Regions from separate parts of the Homo sapiens genome. Here all the other regions are linked to region 3. The links are chromatin loops, found by intact Hi-C in ENCODE. Cell type or tissue: MCF 10A. All regions are shown on one strand.

Region 1 (8,000 bases), 420 kb before region 3:
TTAAAATATCTTTGTTCTAATTTTTTGTCACTTATTCGTAATTAGGCCAATGTTTCCGCCAGGCCTTGGGGAGCATACAAACTTGGCTGTATGGCTTGATAAAAAAATGGACTAGTCTTTCAAAAGACTTAAAAAGGTGACAAACAGCAGCCTCTGTTCCAGAGGGCAATGATGCACTTAGTTTTCCTAAATATTTACATCTTCTTGACCATATTATTTGAGTTATTAATGTGGAATATTTTAAAAATATGTACTTGAATTTTTTATTTCAAATACGATTTTTCAAAATGTGGTTCAGAATTACCTAGGGTGCTTACTAAACAGTAGGTTCCTAGGCCCAATACCATAGCCATTGCATCAGAATTCTCTGAGTATGGCCTGGGAATCCCAGCTCTTTGTAAGCTTCCTGTTTATAGGAAGCTTGAGAACTACTGAAGTGATTATAAAATGTACAGTTGGGAGTGTGATGAAATTAATGTTATAATACCTCATCAGATATTAAATATCTTTAGTATGGGCAGTTTTCAGACAAAGGAGTTTACTTCCTTGGAACAGACTGTACGTCCGTGATACCTGATTTTCTGTAAAAGGAGATCATATTTCTAAATATGGACTTGTCAAACTTTTGTAGAAATAATCCAGTATTAAATCAACTCTAAATATCTTCCTACTTCATATGAAAGGTCCATAAATCAAGCAAACACAGCATTAACCACATACATTTTCGTTTGAATTAATTTATTACAGAGATTCCCAGGAGAGGGACTGTAGGACGCCCTGCATCTAGCATAGAGAAGAGAGATTTTTGAGGCTGAAAGGGCAACACTACCTGAATCCAGTTTCAAGTGGGTCTTGAGAACAGTTTCAAACTGTAGTCCAGCCGTGACTCTTGGCTTCTCTCAACCAAAAGGGGTAAAAGTTTATTTTTGGACTTGGGATTCATAGTTGTGAAGAGTGTTGGTTGTAGAGTCAGATATTAACCTGGAGCCTAACTTGGAGGAGTTACCTAATTTCTCCAAGTCTGTCTCATAATCTGTAAAATTGAAACAATAATAACAGTTTTATTTTTGTATTGTGAAATGAGTTGTGTCTGCTGTGCTAAGCTAAGAAGTTGCTTATGGCAAATATTTGATCAATGTTAGCTTTTGTTTTCTGTAATATTAAGTTCACATTCATTGAGAATCCAATATATACTACCCAGTGGAAATGGGGAGTAAAAACTAGTCTAGAAGAACTAGTCAGCCGGGTGCGGTGGCTCACACCTGTAATCCCAACGCTTTGGGAGGCCGAGGCAGGCAGATCATGAGATCAGGACATTGAGACCATCCTGGCTAACATGGTGAAATCCCGTCTCTACTAAAAGTATAAAAAATTAGCCAGGCATGGTGGCGGGCACCTGTAGTGCCAGCTACTCGGGAGGCTGAGGCAGGAGAATCATTTGAACCCAGGAGGCAGAGGTTGCAGTGAGCTGAGATTGTGCCACTGCACTCCAGCCTGGGCGACAGAGCAAGACTCTATCTCAAAAAAAAAAAAAAAAAACTAGTCTAGAATAGTTTTGACAAGTTCTTTTTTTTTTTTTTTTTTTTTTTGAGACTGAGCCTTGCTGTGTCACCTAGCCTGGAGTGCAGTGGTGAGATCTTGACTCACTGCAACCTCCACTACTGGGGTTCAAGTGATTCTCATGCCTGGGATTACAGGCGTGCACCACCACACCTGGCTAATTTTTGTATTTTTAGAAGAGACGGGGTTTCACCGTGTTGGCCAGGCTGATCTGGAACTCCTGACCTCAAGTGATCCGTCTGCCCCGGCCTCCCAAAATGCTGGGATTACAGGCATGAGCCACTGTGCTTGGCCTTGACAGGTTCTTTTAAGGTTTAATTACAAGCTGACCCAAGAAAATTAAATAGGAATCCCTCAAAGCAGCTGAGTCATGCTTTGTCAAGTGAACTAAAAAGCATGAACTGCATTTGTTACCTCTTTTATGTATTATTTCTATCTTAACTGTTTTATTCCCACTGCAGTTGATAGATTTTAACATCAGATTATAAAACAGTGGCACCGTGAGGGCGTAGAAGAAGAATAAAGGGAAATGTCTCTCTTAAAAGAGCCCTTGGGGCCGGGCATGGTGGCTCACACCTGCAGTCCCAGCACTTTGGGAAGCTGAGGCGGGTGGATCGCTTGAGCTCAGGAGTTCAAGACCAGCCTGGCCAACATGGCAAAACCCCATCTCTACTAAAAATACAAAAATTATCTGGACGTGGTGGCGCGTGCCTGTGGTCCTAGCTACTCAGGAGGCTGAGGTGGGAGGATTGCTTGAGCCTAGGAGGTGGAGGTTGCAGTGAGCCCAGATCATACCACTGCACTCCAGCCTGGATGACAGAGGTGGTGTCTCAAAGAAAAAAACAAACAAAACCCTTTGATGGAGACAGTGGAGATACTATCAGGGGATCATTTTTTTTTTTTTTTTTTTCACACAGAGAATCTGAGAAGCCCACTTGGGGAGTGAACTCAACAACCATAGTTGTCTTGGCACTAGGCATTAAGCAACTGAACTCACACTTATATTCTAAGTAAAAGATGCAAAGAAAATAACTTTAGAAAACTAATACAGACTCTCAGTCTTTAATTAGTGTATTTAACACATTATTGAGTACCCACTATATGCCATGCGTTTTGTCTTCAAAAATGGGAAAGGCGGCCAGGCACAGTGGCTCACGCCTGTAATCCCAGCACTGTGGGAGGCCGAGGCGGATGGATCACGAGGTCAGGAGATCAAGACCATCCTGGCTAACGCAGTGAAACCCTGTTTACTAAAAATACAAAAAAAAAAAAAATAGCCAGGCGTGGTGGCAGGTGCCTGTAGTCCCAGCTACTTGGGAGGCTGAGGCAGGAGAACGGTGTGAACCCGGGAGGCGGAGCTTGCAGTGAGCTGAGATCGCGCCACTGCACTCCAGCCTGGGCGACAGAGCAAGACTCTGTCTCAAAAAAAAAAAAAAAAAAAAAAAAAAAAAGCACAAGCTGTGCTTTCTTGGAGCATTTAGTCTAGAAGCGCTAATAGATAATTTGAGGAAAGGTAGGCTCACCACATGAAGAACTACACTATAATATATATTGCTCACAGGATAACAGTTCTTTTTAAAATACCAAGACGTTACCGGAACAGACCTGGAAGACTCAGTGAGATTGCTCTCTGCCTTCAAAGGGAGAATGAGAGGGTAAAGGACTTGGATTGGATAACTCTAGGGCTAACATCCTGCCGTAGAAAGAGACAAAATCAAGAGGACACATGGTTTAAAGCTGCAGACATGAGATTTGTTAGGTTTTCTTTCTTTGGTTTTTTCTTTGTTTTTTTTTTCTGGACAGAGTCTTACCTGTCGTCCAGGCTGGAGTGCAGTGGCATGATCTTGGCTCACCGCAATCTCCACCTCCTGGGTTTAAGTGAGTCTCCTGCCTCAGCCTCCTGAGTAGCTGGGATTACAGGCGTCCACAGCTACACCCGGCTAATTTTTGTATTTTTAGTACAGATGGCATTTCACCATGTTGGCCAGGCTGGTCTTGAACTCCTGACCTCAAATGATCCACCTGCCTTGGCCTCCCAAAGTGCTGGGATTACAGGCGTGAGCCACTGCACCTGGGCAGATTTGTCATCTTTTCTACCTGAATGCTTACCTTCAGTCTTGAAGGAAGTGTGTGCAAATGTCCTCCAAGTGAATAGAAATAAACTAACCTATTTCATAACACAGTCCTACTTGATTCCTTTACAAATAGTGATTCAGAGCTTCGGCTCCAGAGTCAAGCTGATCTGGATTTGAATTCCATCTTTTGCAGTAATAAAATTTGACTTAACTTTTTAAGCTTCTTTTCCCTTGTTTGTGAAGTAGAGATGATGATAAAACATTGTTCATAGTTGAAGAAGGTAAATGAGATGATACATTTAAAGTGCTTAGCATGATACTTAACATGCTAACCTGTTAAGTTTTCAATAAATTTTTACTATTATTAAACTATAATAGCCATTCTTTAAAGAAAAAGGGGGCTGGGTGTGGTGGCTCATGCCTGTAATACCGACTTTTTGGGAGGCCGAGGTGGGTGGATCACCTGAGGTCAGGAGTTCAAGACTGGCCTGACCAACATGGAAAAACCTCATCTCTACCAAAAATACAAAGTTAGCTGGGCGTGGTGGCGCATGCCTGTAATCCCAGCTACTCAGGAGGCTGAGGCAGGAGAATTGCTTGAACCCGGGAGGTGGAGGTTGCGATGAGCCAAGATTGCACCATTGCACTCCAGCCTGGGCAACAAAAGTGAAACTCTGTCTCAAAAAAAAAAAAAAAAAAAAAAAAAAAAAAAAAAAGGGGGAGGGAGGAAAGGAAAAGAAAATCAGTGAATACACTAGGTGTCAGCGTTGTGCTTCAAATCGTGAAGTGCACAAAATGCCTACTCTGATTTTATTTAGAAGGTGTCCAAGTTGAACTGGCTTAGAATAGAAAGATACTTAAGCAGATCTGGGAAAGTCAGAATTCTAAAACTGCAAAAGGATATAACAATGTGCTGGCTTAGGACAGCATACACTGATGATCTTTTAAAGCTCGCAATCTATTAAAAATAAGAGCTGCCTACCCCACTGGTCTACAGCCATCTCCATAGACTCAGCATGGAAATTAAGACTAATCTCACCTTTGTCTAGGATGCCAGCATTTTTCTCATATCTATAATCTAAGTCTTGGAGTCATTTTCTAGGAAGAATTGTGTTTGAATCCTGTCTTTACTACTTATTAGCTGTGTAGATGATGATAATATTTGTTTTACCTACTCCATACGGTCATCAGAATGACTTCTGAAAAATGTGTATTTTGAAAAGCGGCTTACTAAAATGTAAAATATTATTATTCTGTACAGTTGGCAAACAACACAGGTAGAGAGAGGAAGATTTTTCCCAGAATTCTTGAGTTGCTCTGAAGCCTCAATTTTTTGAAAAGATAATTTGCTCTTAAATGAAACTTAGAATGAACTGATTGAGCTTGTTTAAATACTGGTTATGACCCAATCCCAAAATGGGATTAATCCACAGTGTAGTAACACAATCCTATGTATTTCTTTTTTCTTTCTTTTTTTTTTTTTTTTTTTTTTTTTGAGACAGAGTCTCTATAGCCTAGGATGGAGTGTAGTGGTGCGATCTTGGCTCACTGTAACCTCTGCCTCCCAGATTCAAGGAATTCTCGTGTCACAGCCTCCCAAGTAGCTAGGATTACAGTTGTATGCCACCATGCCCAGCTAATTTTTCTATTTTTTTTTTTAGTAGAGACAGGGTTTCATCATGTTGGCCAGGCTAGTCTTGAACTCCTGGCCTCAAGTGATCCACCCGCCTTGACCTCCCAAAGTGCTGAGATTACAGGCGTGAACCACTGTGCCCAGCCAATCCTATGTATTTCATAGTATACAGTGATAATCTTAGAGTGAATATGAAAAAAAGCCTCTAAACTTCCTTAACACAGACTATCAATCATTTAATAGCTGAATATTTGGTGTGAGTGGGATAATACTTGATATAGCATTCTTTGGGTATAGACCTTAAGTTTTTCATAGGTTTTCTCATGATTTTGCATGTGAACTAAACTGTTATATCTCTATCACATTCATTGAGAATCCATTATGTACTAGACATTTGAAAAGGAGAGTAAAAACTGGTTTAGAATAACTAGTCTGGAATAATTTCAACAGGTTCTTTGAGGGTTTAATTACAAAGGTTTGATTGCAGGCCGACTCAAGAAATTGAAAGGGGAGTTTTAACAATTTTAAAGTTTTACTTCAGTGACATAAGCAATAGTAAAGTTGACAATCCTTAATCCAAAAATTGAAATGCTCCAAAATCTGAAAAGTGTTTGAGCAAAGACGTGACACCACAAGTAGGAAATTCCACACCAGACCTCATGTGACAGGTCACAGTCAAAAAGCAGTCTAAACTTTGTTTCATGCACAAAATTATTAAGAATATTATATAAAATTACCTTCAGGTTATATGTATTAGGTATATATAAAACATGAATGAATTTTATGTTTAGTCTTGGATCCCATCCCCAGGATATCTCATTATGTCTATGCAAATATTCCATAATCTGAAAGAAATTCAAAATTTGAAACATGTCTGGTCCCAAACATTTCAGATAAAGGATATTCAACCTTTAGACGCAGCTCTATAAATGCCTACTGAGAGTATCAGAAAGATAGTGTTAACTTGCATGGTCTATTTTTGGGTTGCACTTATGAAAATCTCTTGGGCAAGGACAAAACCAGACCTTTATAGGCAACTAAGACTTACCTTCATACATGTAGAGATAGATATACATACATGTGTATAATAATAACTATTATAATATAATTGTATAATATAACTACTATAATAACTATAATAACTATTATTGCTAATGTTAGTGGCAGTAGTAGATATAAATGATGATGTAGACACCATAACATAAAAAGATGTCTATACCAGTAGAATCTATTCAGTGAGTTTATAGTGTAATCATGGGCTAAATCAGACTGATATAAATTCTATCATGTAGATTATAAAATTTACATAATAAAGTTTGCAATCTACCCATCTGACAAAGGGCTAATATCCGGTATCTACAAGGAGCTTAAACAAATTTACAAGAAGAAAACAACTCCATCAAAAAGTGGGTGAAGGATATGAACAGACACTTTTCAAAAGAAGACATTTATGTTGCCCACAAACATGAAAAAAAGCTCATCATCACTGGTCATTAGAGAAATGCAAATGAAAACCACAATGAGATACCATCTCATGCCAGTTAGAACGGCGATCATTAAAAACTCAGGAAACTAACAGATGCTGGAGAGGATGTGGAGAAATAGGAACGCTTTTACACTGTTGGTGGGAGTGTAAATTAGTTCAACCATTGTGGAAGACAGTGTGGAGATTCCTCAAGGATCTAGAACTAGAAATAGCATTTGACCCAGCAATCCCATTACTGGGTATATATCCGAAGGACTATATATCATGCTACTATAAAGACACATGCCCATATATGTTTATTGGAGCACTATCCACAATAGCAAAGACTTGGAACCAACCCAAATGCCCATCAATGATAGACTGGATAAAGAAAATGTGGCACTTATACACCATGGAATACTACACCGCCATAAAGAAGAATGAGTTCATGTCCTTTGCAGGGACATGGATGAAGGTGGAAACCATCATTCTCAGCAAACTAAAACAAGAACAGAAAACCAAACACCACATGTTCTTACTCACAAGTGGGACTTGAACAATGAGAACACATGGACACAGGGAGGGAAACATCACACACGGGGGTCTGTCAGGGCATGGGGGACAAGGGGAGGGATAGCATTAGGAGAAATACCTAATGTAGATGATGGGTTGATGGGTGCCACAAACCACCATGGCACATGTATACCTATGTAACAAACCTGCACGTTTTGCACATGTATCTTAGAACTTAAAGTATAATAAAAAAAAAAACTTCAAAAATAACTTCAAATGAATAATAAATGTGATAGCTGCACTATTATGGTGAACTTGAGGTTTAGAGAATGGTTTTTCCATGTCTGAGTTGCAGAGATATTACTAATACTATACAAGAATAATTTCTCCATCTTTTCTCTGAAGTGATAGACAACTGTCTTCCTATGAGACAGAAACTTGGAGCTTTCTTCCTTTTAGTTAATAACCAATTTATAGCTGTCTTTAAACTTTGCATCCTTCTTTTCTAAAAAGAAAATCTAAAAAGGAAATCTATCCTGGTTAGTATAGCAGTGTTTTTCAAGTGTTTTAAAAATATGGGTTATATATAAAATTAGTGGTTTGCAGTAAATTTTGAAAAGTGCAATAAAATAGAAAATAGAGTGCACCACACAAAGTAAAGTATTTTATGCATCAATACACACACATGTATATACATAAACATATTAGTCCATATGCAAAACATGAGAGACAGTGTATGAAGTGACTAAGGGCA
Region 2 (8,000 bases), 720 kb before region 3:
AAAAATGAAACTGGACCCTTACTTTTCACCATATACAAAAATTAACTCAAGGTGGATTAAAGATTTAAATGTAAGATCTCAAAGTATAAAAATGCTAGAAGAAAACTAGGAAATACACTTCTTGACATCAGCCTCAGAAAGAAATTTTGGCTAAGTCCCCAAACACAATTGCAACAAAAATAAAAATTGACAAGTGGGACCTAATTAAACTAAAGAGCTTCTGCACAGCAAAAAGAACCATCAACAGAGTAAACAGACAATCTACAGAACTGCATCTAACAATGGTCTGATATCCAGAATCTATAAGGAATTCAAACAATTGAACAAGCTAAAAACACACAACCCTATTAAAAAATGGGTAAAAAGGAAATGAATAGACACTTCTCAAAAGACATACGAGGGGACAACAAACATGAAAAAATGCTCATCATCACTAACCATCAGAAAAATGCAAATCAAAATCACAATGAGATATCTCACACCAGTCAGAATGGCTATTAATAAAATGGCAAAAAAAATCCCATATTGTCTACAGATTGGCGGGAAAAAGTAAAAAAATAACAGATGTTGGTGAGGTTGTGGAGCGTATGTACTGCTGGTAGGAATGTAAAGTTCAGTCATTGTAGAAAGCAGTTTGAAGATTTCTCAAAAAACATAAAACAAATCTACCTTTGACCCTGAAATCCCATTACTGGGTATATACCCAAAGGAAAATAGATCATTATACCAAAAAGACATGCATTTCATGTTTATTGCTGTACTATTCATGACAGCAGACATAGAATCAATCTAAGTGTCCATCAATGGTGGACTGGATAAAGAAAATGTGGTACGTACACACCATGGAATACTATGTACTACGCAGCCATAAAAAAGAATGAAATAATGTCCTTTGCAGCAACATGGATGGAGGTGGAGGCCTTAATACTACGCCAATTAATGTGGGAACAGTAAACCAAATAGCTCATGTTCTCATAAGTGGGGAGCTAAAAATTGAGTACACATGGACATAAACATGGGAACAATACACACTGCGGACTACTACATGGGGGAAGAAAGCAGTGAGGTGTGGGTTGAAAAACTACCTACTGCACCCTATGCTCACTACCTGGGTGCAATATACCCACGTAACCCATCCAGTAAAGAGAGAAAAAAATCAAGTTATTTTACAAATTTGAAAAAATCAATTTGGATTCAGACTTTTACACTACTACAGCCAATCTAGAAACAATGGAGCAATATTGTAAATTCCTTGGGAAAGGATGCCCAAGAATTTTATGCTGACCCAAACCGTCCTTCCAGTATGAAGGGAATAAACTGCTCAAACACACAAGAACAGAAAACACATTTTCCATGAACCCTGATTTGATTATTTTCTCATGAAGCCCAATAAAAGACGGTAAGAATCAATTTTCAAGTTTAAAGATAATTTAATGCAACCCAGAAGAACTGACCAATTTGCCTAAAACCGTAACTAAACCTTTACTAGACTAATTCTCCTGATATCAAGCTGTTGACCTCAAAATCCTTATGTAGTTGGTAACAAGAGGCTAGAGATAGTACTGGAAGAAAATAGTGAATTTAGTCTTAAAACTGAGAGTAAGGAAATAATATGTAAGATGGACACATGAGTAAATATTGTCTGTAATAAATGCATGTATTTCCATATAAATCTCCCTACCTGAGAACAGCCTCATCAAGCTCTTGTGGCCTATTAGTTGCACCCATTACAAGTACTCTGTCATCTCCAGCAGACTGTACCTACAAGCAAAAAATCTTTTTTCAATTCATTTAGAAAAGTAATAACAAATATAAAGATATTTGTATTTTTAACCTTGGCCATTTAATAGGAAAATATACTAAAATGCTGCCACATTAAAAATATCATAATCAACACTTACACCATCAAATTCTATTAGAAATTCAGTTTTTAGGCGTCTACTAGCATCGTGCTCCCCTTCTCTTCTTTCACACAAAAGGCTATCAACTTCATCTAGAGGAAATACAAGTATAAGACTTTAATTAAAGACCAAGCTATGTGAGTCATCTGAGATTAATCTAGTTTACTACTTATTAATATAGTGGGTCCTACTAAATTCATTAGATAGTCTTTAAGCTTGCCCTTCTTTAAAACTTCTTCCTTCTGAATAATGTTTCCAATCGTATCTTTCCTATTTGGAGAGGGAAATTTCACAAATAGTCAATAACTTAGTTGGAAAATATGTTCTTACCTATAAAAATTATAGAAGGTTGAAGTTCTCGAGCCACAGCAAAAAGAGCCCTCACCAATTTCTCTCCTTCTCCCACCTAAAACAAAGCATTATACTGTTATACACATAAAATGCAACATTATTCCAGTTTTTTAAATTTTATGTTGAAAATCTAGCACACAGGAATTTAATTTCCCTTCCTTAAAACAACCAAAGATTTGGTTTGAGAAAGGGGAGAGTACTACTAACCGTCCCTTACAATTTTAGACAACAGACTGTGATTTCATACAGCCTGGTTAAGTGCTTTAAAAATTCATCTGTTTTGCTTCACCCTGCATTCCTAAGACTTGAGAATGAAATAGCTCTTCAGTCAAGGATATAACTAGTGAGAAAAGGGGAAGACTAGGGGAGAGAAAAAGACATTGTACATATTCTTTAAGCCCTAGATTACACGGTATATTTATAGAAGCAAGTAAGTTGGAATGTGCTCTCCTAAACAAAACTTGCGCTATTAAGAACACCGTGAAAAGTCATTCTCACATAAATATCAAAATTTCTTTTTTTTTTTTCCTTTTTTTTTTTGAGACAGAGTTTTGCTCTATAGCCCAGTCTGGAGTGCAGTGGTGCAATCTCGGCTCACTGTGACTTTTGCCTCCTGGGTTCAAGTGATTCTCATCCCTCAACATCCCAGGTAGCTGGGATTACAGGCGCCCACCACCACGCCTGGCTAATTTTTGTATTTTTAGTAAAGATGGGGTTTTACCATATTGGTAAATTCATTAGATAGTCTTTAAGCCTGCCCTTCTTTAAAACTTCTTCCTTCTGAATAATGTTTCCAATCCTATCTTTCCTATTTGGAGAGGGAAATTTCACAAATAGTCAACTAACTTAGTTGGCCAGGCTGATCTCAAACTCCTGACCTCAAGTGATCCACCTAACTTGGCCTCCCGAGGTGCTGGAATTACAGGCATGAGCCACCGCGCCCAGCCAATAAATATCAAAATATTTCCAGATAGTCCAGAAGGTCAATGAACACCCCTTGAGACATTCCCAGGTGCTGACACCATACAAAGGCCATTTTATACACCAAAGTAATGAGTCATGAGGTCTGTGATAATCTACTGTAAAAATTTTTCTGTCCTCTAGGTGGCATTTATTCTTTTTACTGAAGATTTAACTTAAAAACAAAAGAAATGTCACCAGATTTAGAATAATCGAAACAAATATTCTAGGCCGGGCGCGGCGGCTCAGACCTGTAATCCCAGCACTTTGGGAGGCTGAGGCGGGCGGATCACGAGGTCAGGAGATCGAGACCATCCTGGCTAACACGGTGAAACCTCGTCTCTACTAAAAATACAAAAAATTAGCCAGGCGTGGTGGCAGGCGCCTGTAGTCCCAGCTACTCGGGAGGCTGAGGCAGGAGAATGGCGTGAACCCAGGAGGTGGAGCTTGCAGTGAGCCGAGATGGTACCACTGCACTCCAGCCCGGGCGACAGAGCAAGACTCCATCTCACACACACACACACACACACACACACACAAAATTATCAGAGCTGAAAGAAATCTCAAAAGATCATCTCCTATGACATTAACATTTTACAGATGAAACAGGCCTAAAGTTATACTTTCTTAAGGTCAGTTCAGGATGTAAAAGTTACGCTAGAGGCCGGGTGCGGTGGCTCATGCCTGTAATCCCAGCACTTTGGGAGGCCAAGGTGGGTGGATCACCTGAGGTCGGGAGTTCAAGACCAGCCTGGCCAACATGGTGAAACCCTGTGTCTACTAAAACTACAAAAATTAGCCGGGCGTGGTGGCGCATGCCTGTAATCCCAGCTACTCGGGAGGCTGACGTGGGAGAATTGCTTGAACCTGAGAGTTGGAGGTTGCAGTGAGCCGAGATCGCACAACTGCACTTCGGCCTGGGGCGAAAAAGTGAGACCTTGTCCCAAAAAAATAAAAAGCTAGGCTAGAATCCCTATCTCCTAACTTCCACAACAATACTTTCCATTATACCATGTGCATAATGTGGGTAAACATGCTTTAATAACAACTTGAAGACCAGGCACAGTGACTCATGCCTGTGATCCTAGCACTTTGGGAGGCCGAAATGGGAGGATCACTTGAGCCCAGAAGTTTGAGACCAGCCCTGGCAACACAGTGACACCTTGTCACTACAAAAAAAAATTTTTTTTTTTTGAGATGGAGTCTCGGCTCACTGCAATCTCTGCCTCCCAGGTTCAAGCAACTCTCCTGCCTCAGCCTCCTGAGTAAGTGGGATTACAGGCGCCTGCCACCACACCCCGCTAATTTTTTGTATTTTTAGTAGAGACAGGGTTTCACCATGTTAGCCAGGCTGGTCTCGAACTCCTGACCTTGTGATTCGCCTGCCTCGGCCTCCCAAAGTGCTGGGATTACAGGTGTGAGCCACCGCATTCGGCCCCCCAGAATTTTTTAAAATTAGCTGGGCATGGTGGCATGTGCCTATAGTCCCAGCTACTTGGGATGCTAAGGTGGGAGGATCACTTGAGCCCAGGAGGCTGAGGCTGCAGTGAGCCATGATCACGCCACTGTACTCCAGCCTGGGCGACAGAACAGACCCTGTCTTAAAAAATAAATCAATAAATAAATAGAGTAACGACTTGTAAAATTTCACATAGGAAGTAAAATGTGATCAGAAAAACAGGTACTATTTTATAGTTACTTTTAACTACTTTAGAATATTGAGAACATTTTAAGTACTATGATTTATTAAAATATTTAAAGAAACTTACAGAAGATTTTACTTAGCACAGATAATACAAGAGAAATATTACTGTCCACATGGAGACCATCTTCTAGTGGAGGTGACAGTTAATATTATTAACTTCTCTGATTTTTTTTTCCCTAGTATTTAAATCTAGCAGCATACTGATGTATTGAAGACCAAACTTTACATTTTGAAGACGGTGTGGAAAAAACACTGTAAACTGGTAAGAACTATGTGAATGTTCGTTTTTTTTTTTTTAATAATAGATAAGCAGGTTAACTGTTCGAACATATAAGAAAAATATAAAAATTAAATCTGTGTAAAAAAGCACAACTACAACTACTTGCAACAATCTGGATAAATCTCACAAATACAATGCTGATGAAAGAAGCCAAATACACATACACACAAAATCCTACATCATTAGATTTATATAAAGTTCAAAGGCATGCTAGCTTTGTCTATGATGTTAGTAGTCTAGTGGTTTTGAGGGAGAGGAGTGAGTGGATAAAGATGGTGGAGTGCCTGGAGGGATTTTAGGGCCACAGGTAACAATTTATTTCTTGACCTGGGTGGTGATTATGAAAGTATATTCGCTTTGTGGTAATCCACTGAGCTGTATACAGCTGTATACTTATGCTATAAATACTTTTCTACATGTTAGTTATTCAATAAACAAGGTTAAACAATAATACAACATGTTAAGATACATATGTAACTGATTTTTTGTGGAAAATAATCTAGATATTTTAATAACACAAATGTTGTCCATGACTATGATGCAGTTCCTCCCAAAAGCTTTCTCAGGATAGATCATGAGACACAACATCTACATAATATTACACAATGCTGCTGCTTTTTTTTTTTGAGATGGAGTTTCACTTTTGTTGCCCAGGCTGGAGTGGAATGGCGCAATCTCGGCTCACCGCAACCTCCGCCTCCTGGGCTCAAGTGATTCTCCTGCCTCAGCCTCCCGAGTAGCTGGGATTACAGGCATGTGCCACAATGCCCAGCTCATCTTTTGTATTTTTAGTAGAGATTTAGTATTTAGTATTTAGTAGAGATTTGTATTTAGTAGAGAAACATGGGGTTTCTCCATGTTAATCAGGCTGGTCTCAAACTCCTGACCTGCCCACCTCGGCCTCCCAAAGTGCTGGGATCACAGGTGTGAGCCACTGCGCCTGGCACAATGCTTCCTTTTTAAGTCTTCAAAGTCAGGTCACATCTGAGGTAAAATATTCAGTTCTTATCTAGGCATACTGACAAACTGGCATGAGACCATAGAAAGACAACTAAAATAGTAACTATTCTGGGGACTGGAGGGAAGCAGATATAACATTAAGTTCCTATATATTTGAAAGGCTGTCTCATAAAAAAAAAAAAAGATTGAGTTTTGTTAAATCAAGTATGTAAAAATTAGAAAAAGCAGATTTCAGTTAGACATAAGGAAAAAATTGTATTAGATAGAACTGACAAAATGATAGACTAGACATTTCAATTTTCTTTTTCTTTTCTTTTTTTGAGATGGGATCTCACTCTGCCACCCAGGCTGGAGTACAGTGGCATGATCTCTCGGCTCACAGCAAACTCCACCTCCCAAGCTCAAGAAATCCTCCCACTTCAGTCTCCCAAGTGGCTGGGACCACAGGCACACGCCACCACGCCCGACTAATTTTTTGTATTTCTGGTAGAGACAGGGTTTCGCCATGTTGCCCAGCCTGGTCTTGAACTCCTGAGCTCAAGTGATCCACCTGCCTTGGCCTCCCAAAGTGCTGGGATTACAGGCATGAGCCACCACACCTAGCCTCAACTTTCTTAAAAGTAAACTTACTTCAAGATATTCAGGCAGTATCAGAATTGGGGGTTAAGATCATGAATGCTATGTTGTTTCTGAAAACATGAAGATGAAACAGTACTCTTGAAAAAAGTATGGATAAAAGAGAATGGTTGCTGTAGGCCGGGTGTGGTGGCTTACGCCTATAATCCAGCACTTTGGGAGGTAGATGCGGGCGGATCACAAGGTCAGGAGATCGAGACCATCCTGGCCAACATGGTGAAACCCCGTCTCTACTAAAATACAAAAATTAGCCAAGTGTCGTGGCGGGTGCCTGTAGTCCCAGCTACTCAGCAGGCTAAGGCAGGGGGATCACTTGAACCCGGGAGGCAGAGGCTGCAGTGAGCCGAGATCACGCCACTGCACTCCAGAGCAAGACTCCATCTCAAAAAAAAAAAAAAAAAAAAAGAGAATGGTTGCTGTAATATTTTTAATGAAAGGCCACACTCACTGGAGCTCAAATCCTAGTTTCCCACTTCCTGGTTATGAGATCCTGAGCAGATCACTGAATTCTGTAATTCCCTAATTAATAAAATAGAGCTATGAGAATAATATCTATACCTCATTATGATTACTCCACAAATATTTATTCAATACCTACTCACAGCCAACTACTGAAAATTGAAGTGAAGAACACATGGTGATAGTCTCTGCCCGCATGGAGACCATCTTCTAGTGGAGGTGACAGTGATATCAGATACAATTAAAATAATCCTATCAATGAATATGAATTGCAACTCCAGTGAGTATGAAAATGAGGTGCAAGTGGTGCTAGGAGAATAATAACGGGGAATAGTTTGGAGGGTCAGGGAAGGTTGTAACATTTCAACTGGTATCTGAAGAATAAGTACAAATTAACCAGGAGAAGATAGTGTTCCTGAGAAAGGAAACTCCATGAAGAGGAATCCCATGACAGGAAAAAGCATAATAATATTTGAAGAACTGCCTAAGGAAGAGGGAGTCTTAGCAAACAGACTTCAAAAACTATGGGTCCAACACCAAGGCTATCTCTATCATAGTGATGGAGGCTACTTTAGTCCAATGCCATAACAACTATGGTCAACATGTCAAGTTTGCTTTAACTCACTGCTCATTATACAACCTTACAAATAAGTTTCCCATACATGTCTATAGGTACAGGGAGAGAACATGCTGTTCATAGCAGCTAGACAATTCTGATCTCATGTCTGTTCCGAAGACATAGATCTGC
Region 3 (8,000 bases):
GACACACATAGACTGCAAGCGAAGGGATGGGAAAAAATATCCATGAAAATGAAAACCAAAAAAGAGCAGGTTGGCTATACATATATCAGATAAAATAAACTTTAAGTCAAAAACTGTACAATGAGGCAAAAAATTATTATATAGTGAAAAGGGGCTCAATTTCTCAAGAGAATATGACAATTGTAAATATATATGCACCCAACATTGAGACACCTAAATATAGGTCTAATCCCAGCACTTTGGGAGGCCAAGGTGGGCAGATCACCTGAGGTCAGGAGTTCATGACCAACCTGGCCAACATGGTGAAACCCCGTCTCTACTAAAAATACAAAAATTACCTGGGGCTAAATGGGAGTGCTTCAATGGTGGGTCTGTGAGCAAAGATTGTGAACTTGTTCAAGACAAATGAGAAAAAGAGAGTACTTCTTCCTAGGAAAAATTTCATCAGCCTCTCCATGCCTTTGTTATAAACAGACAGAGGCCCCATTTAACTGGTCTAGAGAATTTTGGAACCAAACATGAGGGTGGCACATGCCTGTAATCCCAGCTACTCGGGGGGCTGAGGCAGGAGAATTACTTGAACCAGGGAGTTGGAGGTTGCAGTGAGCTGAGATCACGCCACTACATTCTAGCCTGGGCGATAGAGCTAGGCTTGTCAAATAATACAGAATTTCAGTCAGATAGAAGGAATAAATTCAAGAGATCTGTTGTGCAACATGGTCACTGTAACTTAATAACGATGTATATTTTGAAAATCTCTACGACAATTTAAGTGTATTCACCAGAAGAAATGATAAATATGTGAGGTAACATGTATGTTATTCAGCTCAATGGAGCTATTTAACAATGTATACATATTTAAAAACATCATATTATACATGATAAATGTGTATGATTTTAATGTTAATTAAAGAAATAAAGTCACAGAGAAAGAAAATGGTGGCAAATACTTTGCTAAATAATAAGTAATCATACTAATTCAAGTTTTTGTCAAATGTCAGTATTTGGGGTTTCAACTAGTTATTACAGAGCTGAAAATTCTGCATGACAACACAAACCCTTATTGAAAATTTATTTCACTTTTATCTTTCAATGCTCCATAGTAATAGAGAGGAATTTCACCTCTAGTTAAGAGAGGGGTTGAAGATTTGCTGAGTGGGGAGAAGCACACCAACATTAGTTTCTCCTGTGGACAACAGATTTAATCTATGTTTTATTTCATTCAGCTAAGAGTTGGTCCTTACCAAGCAATTATGGCCACCTCCGTTTTGTAAATGAGAATACTGATGCCAAGAGAGAGATTTTTGCCAAAGGCGGCACACAGAAGTGGTGGAGCTAACATTCAAGCCAGCCTATGGAACTCCAAAGCCTGAGCTCTTTCCTCAGCCCGTCCCTTTAGCTTTTCCTGGAGCATTGGCTGGGGAATGCCTAGGAGGAAGGGGAGGGCTTGTTAAATTGGGTAGATTAGTGCATGGAGGAAAAGCCTCTCAATCAAAGAGGTGTGAGGGTTTGGAAGAATTGACTAATTACAAAACATGCCCTAGGCTCAGTCTCTCTCTCTCCCCAGCTCCTTCCTTCTTTCTTTCAGGGCAGAATTTCTCCAGCTTGGCTCTATTGACATTCATTGTTGTTCATTTTATTGGGGTGGGACTGTCTTGTGGTTTGTAGGATGTTTAGTGGCATTACTGGCCTCCATCCATTAAATGCCAGTAGCATCCCTCCCCAGTTGTGACAATAAAATATATCCCCAGACATTGCCAAGTGGCTTCTGGGGTAGGGAATCTCTCAGATTTAACAACCGGTTTTGGTTTCGGTTTTGTTTTTGAGATGGAGTCTCACTCTGTCGCCCAGGCTGGAGTGCAGTGGCATGATTTCAGCTCACTGCAACCTCCGCCTCCTAGGTTCAAGTGATTCTCCTGCCTCAGTCTCCAGAGTAGCTGGGATTACAGGTGGCCCACTGCTCCCAGATAATTTCTGTATTTTTAGTAGAGATGAGGTTTTACCATGTTGGCCAGGCTGGTCATGAATTCCTGACCTCAGGTGATCCACCCACCTTGGCCTCCGAAAGTGCTGGGATTATAGGTGTGAGCCTCCATGCCCAGCCAACAACCAGTTTTATAGTGACCAACCATCCCAGTTTGCCCTGGACTGAAGGATTTACTAGGATCTCTGAGGCATTTGTCAGGGATTCAAGGCTAAAACTAGGATAGTCCAGGGCAAACTGGGATATTTGGTCAACCAACAAGTAAAGTTTCATCTCCTGGTTAAATTAAGGCTGTGGTGAGAGGGGGCATTGTGTTGATTGTGTGGTTGTCCTGTCAGTCTTCAGTTTCTCTAAGCTGTTGCTATATCAAGTACATCTGCCTAATACTCCTTTCTTCCCCCTCAGGTAGCCTGCTAGGGTTGTAGGGGAGGTGTCTTACTTAAGGAAGGCTGGCTGAGCCACTGTATGGGTCATTACAGGACAGAAGAAGACCAGAGTGAATGCTGGTCTCTGTGTGTTTTTTTTTTTTTTTTTTTTTTTTTTTTTGCGTGTGTGTGTGTGTTGAACTAAAGAACTGGTAGGGGCAGTTGGGAGGGTGCTGGACTGCAGAGAGCCCTTTAGTGCTGCTCCAGTGGACGTGCACATCTGTGTTTCCACTGAGAGTTAATGGATATTGGATGGGGAAAGGTTTTCAGCTATGTGTTACTGTAGCCTATGACTATGTGGTATGAGCATTTTAATTTATTTGGTGTTTTGAAATACTTTTATGAGTTACTCTGACAACTTGTCAAGGATATTTTCCTGAGAGAAACAAATAAAAGACAAATCTCAAAAATAGTTTGCTATTAGGATTTTATTTGTTGAGATGTTGAAGATGTCTTTTCAACAGTGATACATGTTTTGGTTCTTTGCAAATTTACAAGGCACTCCCAAAATGTCATTTGTCCCTCATTCTTCTATTCTTGATATCATTCTATGATCCTGTACAGGATGAAAGCAACTGAGTTCTGAAGGTAGTAAGTAACATGCTGAGGTCAAATGCCAGGATTTGAGTCAGGTTCATGGGGCTCCATGTCCTGTGACCTCTCTGCTCCACCAGGCTGTGAAAGAATGACTCTTGCATTCATGCAGTCAGTCTGTGTTGCTGTAAACCTGAATGGTAAAATGACAAATGTAGACACAGAGGGTGTGAATCAGCTCTATTAGCAGTGACTCTGAGAATAGTCCTTTCCCTCCTCTGTCTTCCCCTTCTCTGTCTTGCAGCAAGTGGGAGGACGAAGCAGGTTTCATAAGAGCAGCGCCCAAGACCCACAGTCGCCTAGTGCCAAGTCAACAACCTTACTGATATCTGGATGTAGTTTCCTGTGCTCTTTGACACAGGTGTGGAGATTGTAATTTGCTGTGTGTGATTGTTTGCACTTCCTTGATTATGTAAACCAGTGGCTTTTGCCAAGAACTCTTCATGCCCTGAAGCTCTGAGCTGGTTCCCTCCCATTGGTGGACCTTATTTCATTTTATTGGGAGGCGTAACTTTCAGGTCACAGAGCAGTGATAACTACCTGCCAGTGTCTCTTAGGAGTGAGGTACCTGGAGTTCGGGGACCCCAACCTGTGACAATGACAGCAGACAAATTGGTTTTCTTTGTGAATGGCAGAAAGGTAAGTAGGAGCTGACCTTTGGTTTTGTGTCCCTTCTCCCTGGGAGGGGAAATGTGTCCTCTGGCAGAGCCATATCTTGTTCTCTGTCTTTCCTGTCCCCTCTTACTTGTTCTGTCTTTCTCTCTCTCGCTTTAAAGGTGTCGCTGCATTTTGGTAACATTAGGGAAGAAGACCTTCTCGGGGCTAGAGCACAGACAAGATACTCAGAGGCCAAAGAATGAGGGAGAGAGAGGCAAGCAGAGAGGCATCTGTGAGCTAGCTGCCAACTCTCTGCAGTAGTGGAGATTGGCACAGAATGAGAAAGGGGAGTTGAGTTCTAGGTGAGATTTGAGGTCATCACCACACTTCTATTTCTGTCTTTAATCAAATATATCCTAAAATTTACGTTGCTCTCTTTACAGAGAGAAGGAACAGGAATGTGTTTTCCTGCTTTTATCAGGATATAAGATGTACGCAGCCTTTGATTCTAATATATTATATATATAGGTTTAACAGCCAGTCCTGATTCACTGTGAGGTGACATATACTGACACCTTGTGGCAAACCACAATTTTTTTTTCATAAAGGGCATCTCCTGCATTCCCCCCACTCCCCACCCACACACAGTGAGTTCTACATGTAAGCTGCAAATCTGTTACCTACTTGAATTTACCTTATTGGTACACAGGGACTTAGGGAAGGTGACATGGGTACCAGCCCTTGGACAAGAGTGAGAATCTTTGCAAATTTTAATGTGGTGCAGAGAGAGAGGGGGCAAGCATATTACATGGTCACTAGCCTCCATTTGCCCTCCTACAACACTGCTGAGATGCTCATACCTGTTCAACTTCCCACTTAGGAATGAAAAGGATAGTAAAAGAGTCCCATAGTTGCACATTGTAACTTACTGTGTGGACTGTGCGTGATGAATGTGCCCAAAGTGTCCCCCAAAGAAGGGCAATTTTATTTGTCTTTCTATATTGGCATTTTTGCATTGAGTTGAGAAACTTTTGATGTAATTTTGAGTGACTTTTGGTATAATTTTCAAGAACAATAATGTGCTTCACTGGACTCCTAGGTCTTAAATTTCCAGGATGTGTTTGGGTGACTGTAAAAGAAATTTCATGAACTGTTTCAACGTCAGTGCTCCAAAGATTGATGGACTCTCTTTGAGTGGTGCCTTTGGGAAGTGCTGGGGAATGGGGACAGCCATGTTCTTCTGGGTTCAGAGTTTCCTCTCTGAGCTGCATCCTTTTCAGGGTTGGCACCTGGTACCAACCCAAGAAGTAGGGCAAAGCTTTCAAGTGTAAGATTTTGCATCCAGCATTTCAAACAACTTCTTTCCTTCAGCAATTACATTGTAGAAATCTAGGAAACCATTGTGCAATTGGCTTTCTAGGAGAGCTACTTACACAAAGCCATCTCTGGAATTTTTATTAGTAATTTTTACATTGGGTAAACAGCTAGATTCAATGACGTCCAAGGTCATGTCTTACTCTGAGGTTTTATTATTTATTAAACCAAACCATTGGTTAACCTGTAAAAGTATAAGTTTCTGCTCTTCTTCAGGGATGGCTTGCTGTTATGCACTAAATCTAGAAAGAAGAATTTCAAGGTAAATCTGGCTTGGGGAAAATTATTTTCCCTTGCATTTTACTTTCACTTTAGGAGAGTAATTTTAAATTTTTCGATGGTACCATCACATCAAATCCTATTATTTCTAGAAGCTTCTACTACTGCCAGTTTCTGTGATGAATATCCATGTTTGTAATTTATAATGATGTAGCATCTTCAGAAACTGCAAGAAAGGTAGAGGGGCAATGCAGAAAGTAATTATGTGAAAGCAATGCTGTAAAAACAAGACCAAGCAAGGGAATTCCTGGGTAAACAATGGCAGCTGTGAGAAAGTTGTCCTCATTTTTATTCAGAAGATATTCTAGACCTTTTGTTACAGGAATTGTGCAAAGTAGTTACCAAAGAAGCTGTAAGAACTTAGTGACTCTTTTTTTTTATTATTATACTTTAAGTTCTAGGGTACATGTGGACAACGTGCAGGCTTGTTACATATGTACACATGTGCCATGTTGGTTTGCTGCACCCATTAACTCGTCATTTACATTAGGTATATCTCCTAATGCTATCCCTCCCCTCTCCCCCCACCCCACGACAGGCCCCGGTGTGTGATGTTCCCCTTCCTGTGTCCAAGTGTTCTCATTGTTCAATTCCTACCTATGAGTGAGAACATGCAGTGTTTGGTTTTTAAATGTGAGCCTACTCCTCTCCTTGTTTTGTACCACTGTCCAGGACTCTGGCTTCACTAAATGGGGTCCTGCAGAAGGTGTTCGATGCAAGAAGTCGAATACCTCTAGGGCCTTCTGTGGTGGTGATGAGCCTTGATGACTATTGTTTTCATTCACATCTTCTTTTGTTCTAGAGTCAGAGTCAAAGGGAAAGAGCTGTCCAGTATTTTATTTTTATTGTAATGACAGCCTTTTTGCAAGGCAGCATTCTAGCTTTTCTGAGTAGTCACTCTGTCTAGCTGAGACTGTGGCACCTGGAAGAATCTGGGAGGATCTGGCAGGTTGGGTGCAGCCAAAGGTGTCCAGGAGTGATCCCCACAAGAAGTGAGTGTCAGCTACAGAGATCGTCACGGTGACTTTCACTCACTCACTCACTCACTCACTCACTTACTCATCATTCACTTGCTCACTCCCCATATAGTCAACATTTATCAAGCTCCTTCTGAGGCCTCAGACAACAGGATATGCACTGGGGGAATAAGATCTCCAAGATCAGGCATTTGCCATTCTGGAGCCCATATACTAGTTAGAGAGATGGATTATAATTAGACAAAGTAATACCTTCTGAAATGTATTTCACAGAAAACTAGCAGCATGAGATGCTCTTCTTGGATATTCTTAAACCACTTAGCACAGTGCATGGTATACAGTAGGTGTCCAACTAGTGTGGATGGAATAAGTGGATGAATTTTTAAAACTTTGAGAAATCCTGTAGTAAATAAATTACTTCTCTAACTTTGTATTTTACAATTATTTTATATTTAAAGAAAAACTGCAAGAAGAATACAAGGAAATACTAAATACCCTTTATGTACTTTACCAACTGTTAATGTTTTGCCACATTTGCTTTATTATTCTCTCTTTCTCACTCTGGACACACACACAGATACACATGTATGTATTATAAGTACGTAAATAATTCTATATATTAATGTACATAATTAATATAAATGAATATATAGTATAAGATAGATTTCTGAACCTTTTGACAGTAAGTTTCAGACATCATGTTCCTTTAGCTCTTATCCTAAGAATAAATATATTCTTTTTTTTTTTTTTTTTCCTGAGACAGGGTTTCACTGTGTCGCCCAGGCTGGAGTGCAGTGGCGCGATCTCGGCTCACTGCAACCTTGCCGCCTGGGTTCAAGCAATTGTCTGCCTCAGCCTCCTGAGTAGCTGGGATTACAGGCGCCCACCACCGTGCCTGGCTAAGTTTTTGTATTTTTAGTAGAGTTGGGGTTCTACCATCTTGGCCAGGCTGATGTTGAACTCCTGACCTGTGATCCACCCACCTCGGCCTCCCAAAGTGCTGGTATTACAGGCGTGAGCCACCGCGCCTGGCCAGAATAAATATATTCTTACAAAACTGTAGTCCATTTATAGAAATCAAGAAACTTAGCTTTGGTGTAATACTATAAACTTTATGCAAATGTATTCCAATTTTCCCAATACTGGCATTTATAACTCCCCAACCCCAGCCCGGAATCCAAGATTACGCCTTGCAGTTGGTTGCCATGTCTTTAGTCTCCTCTAATCTAGAACAGCTCCTCAGCTTTCCTTTCATGACATTGGTGTTTCTGAAAAGAACAGGCCAGTTTTTTTTTAGAATGTTCCTCACATTGAATTGTATTATGCTTTCTTGTAATTAGATTCAGAGTCTGCATTTGGGGGGCAGGAATACCACAGAAGTAATGTGTTTTTCTCACTGCATTCTGTCATTATGTTTGTTTTTTTAACGTCAGTTTTTGGGTCTTTTTTGTGATGCGAACTTTGGTGACTTGGCTAAGGTGTTATCCACCACGTTTCTTCACTGTAAGGTAACTTTTCTTTACCTTTATAATTAATAGAGGCTATGTGAGAAGATAATTTGGAATGATACAAATTCTTGTTCATCAAATTTTCACCCACTAATTTGAGTATCCATTGATATTCTTTTTTTAAATAATTTTTATTGTGGTAAAATACATAAAATTTACCATCTTAATCATTTTTATGTGTACAGTTCAGTGGTATTACATACATTCATAATATTGGGCAACCATCATCACCGTCCACCTCCATAACTTCTTTCATCTTTTA

Evidence for each region. A loop is a pair of places that touch in the nucleus more often than their neighbours do. Peaks named below come from ENCODE experiments on the same cell type or tissue, not always from the same donor. Only the 100,000 strongest peaks of a DNase experiment are listed, where the experiment ranks them.
Region 1: a loop joins it to region 3, with 11 times the contacts of the local background. A loop is called at or near these places in 4 of 110 quality-filtered maps.
Region 2: a loop joins it to region 3, with 11 times the contacts of the local background. A loop is called at or near these places in 2 of 110 quality-filtered maps.

What each region holds. Positions count from the first base shown.
Region 1 is chr2:31,833,887-31,841,886 of GRCh38, reverse strand. No RefSeq gene overlaps it. Among named protein-coding and RNA genes, the nearest start is that of LINC01946, 34 kb to the right of the region's middle. In MCF 10A, no CTCF peak of the experiment used is centred here; a DNase peak (open chromatin) is centred at 4,406.
Region 2 is chr2:32,130,870-32,138,869 of GRCh38, reverse strand. SPAST (spastin) reads right to left here. Exons shown (of 17, transcript NM_014946.4): 10 at 2,232-2,307; 11 at 1,902-1,993; 12 at 1,682-1,761. Among named protein-coding and RNA genes, the nearest start is that of SLC30A6-DT, 31 kb to the left of the region's middle. In MCF 10A, no CTCF peak of the experiment used is centred here; a DNase peak (open chromatin) is centred at 3,319.
Region 3 is chr2:31,410,267-31,418,266 of GRCh38, reverse strand. XDH (xanthine dehydrogenase) reads left to right here and starts at 3,525. Exons shown (of 36, transcript NM_000379.4): 1 at 3,525-3,642. The coding sequence starts at 3,601. RefSeq lists an enhancer at 1,737-1,786. In MCF 10A, CTCF peaks have their summits at 3,960 and 4,160 (motif pointing left); a DNase peak (open chromatin) is centred at 3,376.